Linked DNA regions of Mus musculus: region 1 is linked to region 2. The links are chromatin loops, found by intact Hi-C in ENCODE. Cell type or tissue: left cerebral cortex. All regions are shown on one strand. Each heading gives the region's core, and the rest is flanking DNA. Links, peaks and the distances in the headings are about the cores only.

What was found. Peaks named below come from ENCODE experiments on the same cell type or tissue, not always from the same donor. Only the 100,000 strongest peaks of a DNase experiment are listed, where the experiment ranks them.
Region 1: a loop joins it to region 2, with 3 times the contacts of the local background. A loop is called at or near these places in 5 of 42 quality-filtered maps.

Annotation. Positions count from the first base shown.
Region 1 is chr7:123,064,683-123,070,064 of GRCm38, reverse strand. It overlaps a transcript of Tnrc6a not described here. Among named protein-coding and RNA genes, the nearest start is that of Gm39084, 31 kb to the left of the region's middle. In left cerebral cortex, for the core only: CTCF peaks have their summits at 2,462 (motif pointing right) and 3,966; DNase peaks (open chromatin) are centred at 637, 1,167 and 3,921.
Region 2 is chr7:123,120,849-123,126,230 of GRCm38, reverse strand. Tnrc6a (trinucleotide repeat containing 6a) reads right to left here and starts at 2,346. Exons shown (of 24, transcript NM_144925.3): 1 at 1,899-2,346; 2 at 1,516-1,563. The coding sequence starts at 1,903. In left cerebral cortex, for the core only: no CTCF peak of the experiment used is centred there; DNase peaks (open chromatin) are centred at 1,144, 2,143 and 2,303; H3K4me3 peaks cover 2,569 bases; H3K27ac peaks cover 1,676 bases.

The sequences.
Region 1 (5,382 bases), core at 73-5,072, 56 kb after region 2:
CTTAGAGACAGAACTGCACTTTCCTGGACAATATCTATTCGAAAGATATTTTTATTTATTTATTTGTGTATCCCTGTGTGTCTTCATGTGGGCTTGTATACCATGGCACACGCGTGGTGGTCAGGGGACAACTCGTGGGAATTGGTTCTCTCCTTCCCTCTTGCGGGTTCCAAGGACTGAACTCAGGTTGTCGGCCTTGGCAGCAAGCACCTTTACTCGCTGTGCCATTTCGTCAGCCCAATATCTATTTCTCCTATCTCTCCTTCAGTGCTTCAGTTATCTGTGAGTGTTACTATACTGGTCGTGTGTGTGTGTGTGTGTGTGTGTGTGTGTGTGTGTGTGTGTGTGTGTGAGTGTTATTCTGCACAGTGAAACAATACTCTGTCTAGAATGCTTTGTGTTCCTGTCCTCTTCCCTCCCCAGCTAAGGCTACTGCTCTGTTTCTTTTACTTTGTATTCCGGTTATTTTAGGCATCCTTTGTCTCTTCTCTGTGCACCTCTGGTTTGCTTTGCATTAGGCAGGCCCGGAAGCACGACACAGCAAGCTTTGAAAGGATCTACTCTGCCAGGCTTTGTCTGTGCTGTTCCACTGGGTGGCATTTCGTCCTTCCTGAGGTCAACAGCCTCTGCCTGTCATTTGCAGCATGAATCATACTGTCCTTGTGCTGACAATGTTCTATTTTTAATAACCTGTCCATTTTTGCCTTATTCTCAGACACACACCCACAGTTCCTGACTGAGGATGTTGTGTTTTCAACCCAGCAAACACTTCTGAGAAGCTCTGAGTTCAGGGTGCTTTTCAATGGAGTTCATGATGATTCTCTGGCCTCTTCTAATTTAATTATCGTTCTTGACTAATTTATTTATTCAGTGTCAGGAGGGGTTAGGGTAATTTGGGGTTTGAATTCAGAATTAGATGCATCCATGCATGTCCTATAGGCTTCATTAGCCATTTCCCCGCCTCTAGCCCCAGCCCAAAGCAAGGCTGTGCTGGTTAGGCATTGTTCCCCAATTACCATTTATCCACACATACATTTAAGCCATGTAAAAAGAGAAGGCTGAAGGAAGAAAAGGAACAGAGGGTCTGAGCCTGCAAGAAGAACTGGGAACAACCGCTGTGCAGGCTGGGAAACGCTGAGCAGGAGGATGGATGCCAACGGTCCTGTGGCTGAAGCCTCTGCAACAGCAGCAGCCTGGGATGTGTTCTCTGGCCGCTAGCCAAGCTCCGGAGGCAAAAAGCTTCGTAAATTAGTTTTGATCACTGCCTGGCATTTCCCATTTTCAGCTTATAGAGAGGCCACCATGTAATTTGTATATCTTCTCCTTGAAGAATTACTTTTGACATTCGCATTAAATATTGTGCCATGTGATAACTTATTTAGCCACCTTATAATGTGTGCTGCAATTAATTCTATTTAATTGGGTTCTTTGTTTATCTTTCTGCTTCTGTCATGACTTCCCCTTCCTTAAGTTCTTTCTTCTTCTAAGTTAGTTTTAATTATGTGAGGACTACTTGAAGGCTCAACTTCTTATCAAACCCAGGTTGATCTGAGTTATCTTTCTCCCTCCAGGGAAGTACAGAGGTAGCCACCCCTGAGTGTGTGTATGTGTGTGTGTGTGTGTGTGCATGTGTGCACATGTGTGTGCATCAAGTGTTTGGGTCATTGTACACACGTGCATGTGTCCAGTGCAGAGGCCAGAGGTTGACCCCCAAGTTTGTTTTTTATTGTTGTGGTAAAAAACCATAACCAAAAGCAACTTGAAAAGGAAAGGTTTATTCAGCTTACATATCCCTGTGGCAGTACATTATCTGAGGGGAACCAAACTCTAGGGGCAGGACCCGAAGCAGAGACTATGAAAGAACCCTTTCTCACTGGCTTGGTCCTCATGGCTTGCTTACCCTGCTCCCTTACATCACTCAGGGCTACCCCAGGGGCCTTCCCACATTTCCCCCACATCGTCCCACATCTTGATTACATCAGTAATCAAGGAGATGCTCCACTGAGTCACCTACAGGCCAGTCTGATAGGAACTTTTTCTCATTTTCTCCCTCTTCTCAGATAACTCTAGCTGTGTCAAGTAGACAAAAACTAGCTAACTAATTAACTAACGAATGAGAATATTGACATCAGATGTCTTCCTGGCTCAACTGCACATCACTCAATTTATTTAGACAGGATCCTTCACTGAATGGAGAATTCATCAATTCAGTGTGGCAGCCTGGTCAGCAAATCCTGCTTGCTAAGATGACCGTCATTCATAGCCACACAGGCTTTTTAAGTTGGAGGATTGAACTTCTGACCTCACATCAATAGATCCAGGTATCCTGGCTGTGTCCTGTTTATCTACGTGTCTGCTACCTATTAATGACTTATCATTTGCTTTTTAGAAGGCTTATTTTTATTTTATATGTGTTTTGCCTACAATATATGTCTGTGTACCTTCTGTATGCAGTGCCCAAGAAGGCCAGAAGAGGGCATCAGTTCCCCTTAAACCAGAGTTATTGTGGCTGTAAGCCACCATGTGAGTGCTGGGAATGGAAGCCAGGTACTCTGGAAGAACAAACTGTGCTCTAAACCACCAAGCCATTTCTCCAGATCCCATCTAGCCTTCATCTTAAAAGTACAGTATTAAAAAAATTGTCACATGGTACAACTTGATTTTCCTCCATCCCCCTAGTAATATAATAATACATCTTTGATCTAGCTGTGTGTCTATTTTTAAATCTGGCCTAAAGGTCCTCAGAATAGATACATGGCGGACGTTACTATTGTTTGATTGCTTTGGCATCGTCAGGTGAGGTCAGGGCTATATGAGTTGCTCTGGTCAGTGGCTGCTGTCAAGGACATTGCAGGATATCCCTCCCACCAACCTCTCTGGGCACCTACTTAGACACTGAGCAGAGAACCGGTCCCCGTGTGGTTATCTCCGGGGACCAGAGCCTCCCTGGGCATAGAGTGGCCACACATTGCCCTTCAGCACTTCAAATATGAGTGTGGTGAGTCATTTTAGCTTTATTCAATTTTTTAAAATCTTAAATGCTAGGGTTGAGGGGAGGAACCCTTAGATTTTGTTTGTGGGGATGAAAATCAGCCCAGCCTCTATGGCCACCCCCACAGAGGAGCGTGAACAATGTTGAAAAGGCCAACAGATAGTTTCCTGTAGAATAAAAGAACGTATCAAAGTTAAATTAATTAAAGAGGTGAAACATCAGTACATTTTTAGCTGAACCGTGTCATTAAGATGCTGCTAATGGCCATTAGTGTTAATTAGCCACAGCTCGACAGAATGTAGAATCACCAGGGAGATGAGCCACTGGTCACCACTGTGGCGGGATCACCTTGATTACTGATAATGGGAAGCGCATCTTAGCTGTGGGTGGGGCCATTGCCGGGACAAGGGATCCTTTGCTGATGATAGGGTGACCTTATGCTTTGATCCCTAGTGTGGCTTTCATCACTGTCTTCTAACTGTGGACATAACTTGCCCAGCTGCCTTAACTTCCCATGGCCACGACTTCCACCCTGACGGACCACGAACTGTGAGCCGAAAGCACTCCTTTCTCCCTTAAATGGCTTTTTTTCCCCACCTGATTTTTGTTTCTTTTTTTGTTTTGTTTTGTTTTAAAATCACAGCAACAGAAAAGAAACCAAGACACCGCCCAGTTAAAGTTGGATATAGTCACTGTAAATGCCTTCCAAATTTATCAAGAAGCGCTGCCAACTCACAATTGTGGAAGGGATTGTTGTGATCTTTTACATTTGGCATTGAAGAGTTTTCGGCTAGCTATGAGAATTTTGTTCCTGCCATGCCAGATGGCGCTCCAGAAATGCAGACTCATCGGGATCTCCAAACCGGAGGAGAAGTGATGTTTCCCTCTATTGCTTCGTTCCACCGTATGAGACAGACTCAAAATATCTGCGCAGCGGGCGTTCAGGAGCAGACTCGCAAGTGTCATGGACAAGTTGCTAAAATGTCTCAGTGTTGTATGTACAGTGCAGTGAATCACCACCAGTGTGTGGAACCTGTGAAAGATTCAAGGCTGTGAACACGGGGAGGCTGGGGCTATGCCAACGTTTGTTGCCTAAATTGTGCATGACTTCACAAAGACTCACAAGACCGTCGGTCCCAATTCAAACAAAACTACGTGCTTTGCCAGGAACTTGGTAGTCAAAGACAGAAAGTGACGGTGATCTCTGTTTTGTTTTTTTCACCATTACATCATCATCACAGTGTATATGAAGATAAACCTGAAGTTCACAGGGAAAGAAAAACACACTTTTGCCCTATCTAGGAAGGAATTGGAATTTATATTATAATCTAACTTTTCATGATGCTAACCTGTAACTACGATTTTATGCACTTTCAAACACAGATCCAGGGCTGAAGAGATGGCTCAGTGGTTAAGAGCACTAGTTACTCTTCCTGATGACCCAGACTCCCAGAACCCACAGGCAGCTCATGATTGTCTGTAACAGGTCTGGGGATCCCATACCCTCTTTTTTCCTCCACAGACACCATACAGTCAGACATGAGGACAAAATGCCCATATACCTAAAATAGATAAATAAATCTTTTTAAAAATGAAGCTAAATACAAAATATTTTCAGTGGTAGTCACTAACACTATGTTAATTTCCTGCAAAAGCTACAAGAAAAATTTGAAGAATGTACTGCTGGTAGTTACACACTTTGAGTTATTTTTCAGTGTATATAGCTGCCTTTGCTCCCCAAACTCACAATTCAGAGACAGTGGCTTGACACCGTTTGGTCAAAAACAGTTTTAAAGCCACTGAAATGGACAAGCTTCTGATTCAATGCCAAACAATTGTGACAAAGATCGCTATGGAGGGAATGCATATTAGAGGATAAAAGTTCTGGGCTTTTTGTGGGACTCCTAACAATGGGAGCAGGAGCTGCCTCTGATGCTGTTGCCTGCCTTTGGGACCCTTTCCTCCTACTGGATTGCCTTGTCTAGCCTCAATAGGAGAGGAGGTACCTAGTCTTACTGCAACTTCATATGCCATGGCTGGTTGATATCCATGGGAGGCCTGACCTTTACTGAAGAGAAAGAGAAGAGTGGAAGTGGGGAGGGAGGACCTGGGAAGAGAAGAGGAAGGGGGAAACTATGGTGTGGATGTAAAATAAATAAATAATAAAATATTTTAAAAACAAAAGTAAAAGCTCACTGGGTATTTAAATCACCAATGGGAAGATGTGACCATACATCTAGAACAACGGGGGTGTGTGATACCTCTTCAACTGAGAATATAAGTGTAGATAATTCTACATCTACAGCAGGAGCAGAACACACCTATGTTAGATAATACATAATACATCTAATGGAAATTGAGCATCAAGAGTTGAACTGTGCTTTAAGAGC
Region 2 (5,382 bases), core at 159-5,158:
AACGAGGCCAAGAGAAGAGATTCCAAGTTCTGTCCAATCATAATGAAGTGGAAAATCATGCTTGTGTTACAATGTTTACCTAAATTCTAGGTACCCTCACAGAAAAATTGAAAGGAGAAAAAGATCCAAAACCTATACTATTACTAAAAATTACATCTCAATAATTCAATCTATTTCGTTCGGTTCTGTATCTTATTCTTTCTTTCCTGCTTTTCACAATATAACTTGTTTAAACATCCAGCTGACATTTAGCCACTGGTATCAGCTCTTAAGGTCCCTTTAAATGATTCCATAATTATTTAGAGTTCCAGAAAAACCCCTTAATGGGTAAGCCAATACTGTTTCTTTGCCAAGAGAACAGATTCTGTAACAGTCACCCCAACAGATTAACATTTATAAAATCAAAAAGCCAGAAATTTGGAACAATTAATTCTACATGGTGAAAAATACTTGTGCAATTACAAGTGTGCTAATAACCCCAACATAAGCCTAGAACTTCCAGTAAACAAACGTAAGCCATATTAAGACCTAAAACAAATGGAAGTTGTTTTTACTGTATTAATCTGTAAGTTTCTGAGTGTCTAAATATGATGCAAAAACAAATAGGTAAAGGAAAAGTCTGTTTAAACGTGGATCTGAAAACGGGTCAAGTATAGTACAATTCTCTGATAATTTAGAAATTACAGCTCAATAGAACTAAACGTTTTCCAGAAATGCATTACTTCGGGGTAGGAGACAAAAAAACAAACAAACAAACAAAACCTAACCAAACAAACAAACAAAAAAAAACCCCACTTCTCTTTTGAGGTAGTATTTGATGCTTACCAGTTACCAGTGCAAAAGCACTCAGACCCAGCAGAAGTGATAATCACTTACTGGTAACAATTTTTAATTACTTTCCCAACTGATAAAAAGAGCACACACTGAACACAGACTAAAATGTAGTTTCAAAGGAAAACAAAACGCAGTTTATGCTTCATGAAGTTCAAGGACAAAACTGTTTCCAATGCAACAGAATCCGCCTGACTACAATGTGCAGAGACAGAGAGGAAAAAATGTGAACACATAGTATCTTTTTATAAAGGCAACAATTTAGCTACAAAGTAATAACGGGGAAGCCAAAACAGTTTGACAGCCCGCCATAAGGGCCGCCTCAATCATGAGTCACACAATGCCTGCAACCATTTACAATAGTAATTAATGCACAAGTCCCCTAATTAAATTCTAAAAGGGTGAGAATGCTTTAACTAAGTTTACAAGAACTGCCTTTTGCTTTTCTTTTTAAGAACGAACACACTCGTAATTACGCGTCTCCCTGCAATGCCCCCCCCATGCAATATTCCCTGAGGCCGTTTCTCCCGAATGTCTGTTCCGTGAGTGCGAAAGCAAATGACACGGGGTTGGGGGGTGGGGGTGGAGGTTGGGGGGGGGGGGTCCGTAAACCCAGGAAGAGCGAAGCAGAGTGGAAACACACGATTATAAAGGGGCGGGAGACCGAAGGCTCGCCCATCTTACCTGCTAAGATTTCTCTCTACGTCTTTGGTAGCTTTAGCTTCCAATTCTCTGAAATAGCAAACAAAAACAAACACAAAAAAAAAAAAAAAACGGGGGGAGGGGATGCGCGTGAAAACGGAGCTGCTGCGGCAGAGCGCCCGCGCGGTGGGGGAGGGGCGGGGCTGCGGGCTGCAGCGCTGCGGGCCGCCGAGCCCAGGGCGACCGAGCCCAGAGCCGTAGCCCGCGCCGGACCAAGCTTCCCGGACCGCCCGGGACTCCCGCCCACGCCCGCGTCCCCCCGGGGACTGCCCCGCGCCGCCGCCCATCAGCCCGAGGGGGTCCTGCGGCAGCGCCGGAGGCTGGCTCCTGGCCCCCCGAGCGAGCCTCCCCTCCGGTCCGCTCACCTCATGTGTGTAAAGTGCACTAGCGCGTGAGGCGCGGGGAACGAGGCTCGCGAGCCTCAAGCCCTCCGCAGCGCCGCGGGGACAGGCCCGAGCCGCTGCACCAGCGCCATTTTCTACACCGTCCCGCTGCCGCCGCCGCCGCCGCCGCCACCGCTGCCGCCGCAGGCCCCAGACCGGAAGTGAATGCCCCACTCGCAACCCCTTCCGGGGGCGCCGTGGCCCGGGAGCCCCAAGATGGAGGTCCTAGCAACTAGGCCTGCCGGACGAGGCAGCCACTTGACAACTGTCTGACGCGTCCAGGACTTCGCCGGAGCTGTCGGGGAACTCCGAGGTTCCCCACGAGCGGCTCTGGGGCCTGGCAAGAGCGGAGCGCGGCCTTTTTCGCCGAGGCTGGCTCGGGCTTGCCTCGGACCATCCCCTCCTCCTTCTTTACTGCGACACAAGTTTCCTTCCCCTCGGCCCGGCCCCTCCCTTACAGAAACACGCCTTTAAAAAAAAAAAAAAAAAAAAAATCCAGCAAACCGCAAATTCCACCCCTGCCGCTGCCAGACTAGCCCGCGCCGTTTTTTAAATTCACCCACATCTAATTACTTTTGACCTTCAGCCACATTTATTTAACCTCTCGATTTGTGCCTCTTCCCAGGTGAAGAATGCATCCCAGAAGTTTCATTTTTTTTATTTTTGTGCCTCAAATTTTTACACACCCTTGACTCAGCAATTCCACTTGCACGAATTTCTCTGCTCAAGAAATAACCATTTGGGTATCACTTTTAAGTACTTCACAATCAAGATATTAACTCAAATGCACAGGAAAGGTTGAATAACTGTAGCCAGCTACGACATCTAATGCTATGAGGTGGCATTAAACGCAGCTACTTGCAATACCTGGGGTCTTGGTTACAATAAAAGAATGGAAACGCAGATGCCATACTAGTTCTCAGAAAGACATGTGAACACCCAAAAATTCTTACATGTGAACACTGTAAGATACATGTCTGTAGGTAAAGTATGTAAGTCTACATGTAGATAAAATAAGATACAGTAATATAATACATGAAGATACAATTATTACAATTATTTTCTTAAATTACAATATAGACACATACCTGATTGTAAATACAATAAGATACATACCCAAAGGGGGATGCTGCAATATAATGCATTAAGATATTATAATGCACATAGGTACATACATATTCGGTGCATATAATGCTAGTAATCTGCACATTTCTCCTCTACTTAAAATCTACTCCCTTTTACTTTCTCAGAAAACTCGCTCTGCAGACAACCTTCTTTTGCCCTTTTCTATTCTAAGTCCTTTAACTGGTTTAAACCTGCTCCAGTCTCTCCCATGAAACAAGCTCTGTGATTGTCTGCTTCTGCTCTAGGAGAAATGTGTGTTGTAGTTAGCTAATGAGTGGATGAATGCCCAGAAAGGAACTAGCCAGCATGTTAACGTCTGTTTTGCATTTTTCTTCTTTTGGTGTTCTTAATTTTATGAACACCCTATAAACATTTTTTGGAAAAAAATTACAAATTGCAAAATGAAGAATAACAAATAAATGCTAGTAATTTTTACATTTTAATTTATTTGAGATGGGGGTCTTACTCTATATCCTTGGCTAGCCTATGTAGGCCAGACTGGACTCAAACTCAGAAATCTGCCTATCTCTCTCTCCTGAGTTCTAGTGATCTATAACACACACACACACACACACACACACACACACACACACACACACAGGATCAACTTTGGTTAGGTTCTTTGTTAAACTGATACAAGATGGAGTCATCTGAGAAAATGCCCCCATCAAATTGCTGTAGGCAACTCTATAGGCATTTTCTTGATTAATAGTTGATATGGAAGCTCTTTAGAGGCCATCCCAGGTTGTATGAGAAAGCATGCTACAAGCCATGGGGAGCAAGCCAGTAAGCAGCACACTCCTCTATGTCTCTGCTTTAGTTTCTGCCTCTAGGTTCTTGCCTTGAGTTCCTGCTCTGATTTTCCTATATGATGAACTATGAACTGTAAGCTGATAAACCCTCTCCTCCCCAATTTGCTTGTCAGTATGGTGTTCATCACAGTGATAGAAGGCAAATTAAGACAGAATCTTTCCTATAATGTTTTGCCTTTGTTTCTGCCCAATTCCTGTGATTACCTCAACACCCATCTTCTCTACTCTATATTCCTTGCCTTACCAAGGTTAAGTGATTAGACTAATTCACAAATTATAATTTTGGAAGGTAATGATTACTTTTTCCTCTATCAAAACCACAACTGAGGCTGTAAAAAAGAGCTCAGTAGTCAGAAGAGCACTGGCCGCTCTTCCAGAGAATCTAAGTTCAGTTCCCAACACCCACATGGTGGTTTACAACTGTCTATAACTCAAGTTCCAGGATACCCAATGTCTTCTGGCCTCCTCAGCACCTGGCACGTATATGATATATATATATACACTGGCAAAACACTCATACACGTAAATAATTTTTTGCAATGCTGAGTATAGCAAAAATGTCTGCTAAGTAAACACTATACCACTGACCGATATCCCCATCCTTTATCTTTAAACTTTAGAAAGTCTACACATTAATAAATAGAAAGAACTTGGACACATGAACACGTAGATACTTTACTGGAAAGAGTGTATTTACTTCATCTAATTAGGATTTCTCCAGTGCGTAGTGAATGTTATCCCAAACTATTCTAAGTACCTTATACAAAGATTAATTAGACACTAATTGTTGTCTTTGTACCTCCCACTGAGGTAGGAGTATTACACACCCCCTGTGCCAACAGGTGTGATTAATTTTCCCAAAGTCATGTAAGCAATAAGTGATTAAGATTATATGTGTGTGTGTGGGTTTGTGCATCGATACAATCCATTGCCATCCCAAAATAGTGATCACTGATAATCGAATCCACTATATATAATCATTCTACCAAATATCATTTCAAATATATATGTATACACACACACTGTAAAGGAGAAAGTAACAATGCCATTCAGTGTGTAAATGCTCAGAAGACTACATTACATGTAGAGGTCTATGTCCCACACAGAGACTGGCATACCAGGGTCTAGTGAGTTACACCTCACACTAAACTAATCACGCTGCACACACCATTGCTCTAGAGCAGAGAACAGGGGAAGAATGACAAGGAAGTCTGTGGCCAGCCAGCACAGATGCAGTGTTGTCCTACAGGTTTTCTGCGTGCAGCTGATTGAAGCTGCAGAGACAGATCCCAGCTGTGTGCTTCATTAATGGACATCTCTGTGCTATCATCAAAGAGCCAAGGCGTGCACCCGAAGGAAGTCTGATACTACACTGATGAAATCATCAAGATGGGAGAGGGGAAAACATAGAAAGCATGTTGTAATGGAGCCAAAAGACCGCTGAGTAGTAACAGGACCAGTCCTTAAACTGTTCCAACTAGAGACCTAAAGGTTAGCTTTAAGGCAGGACGTTTCACTTTGGAAGTATC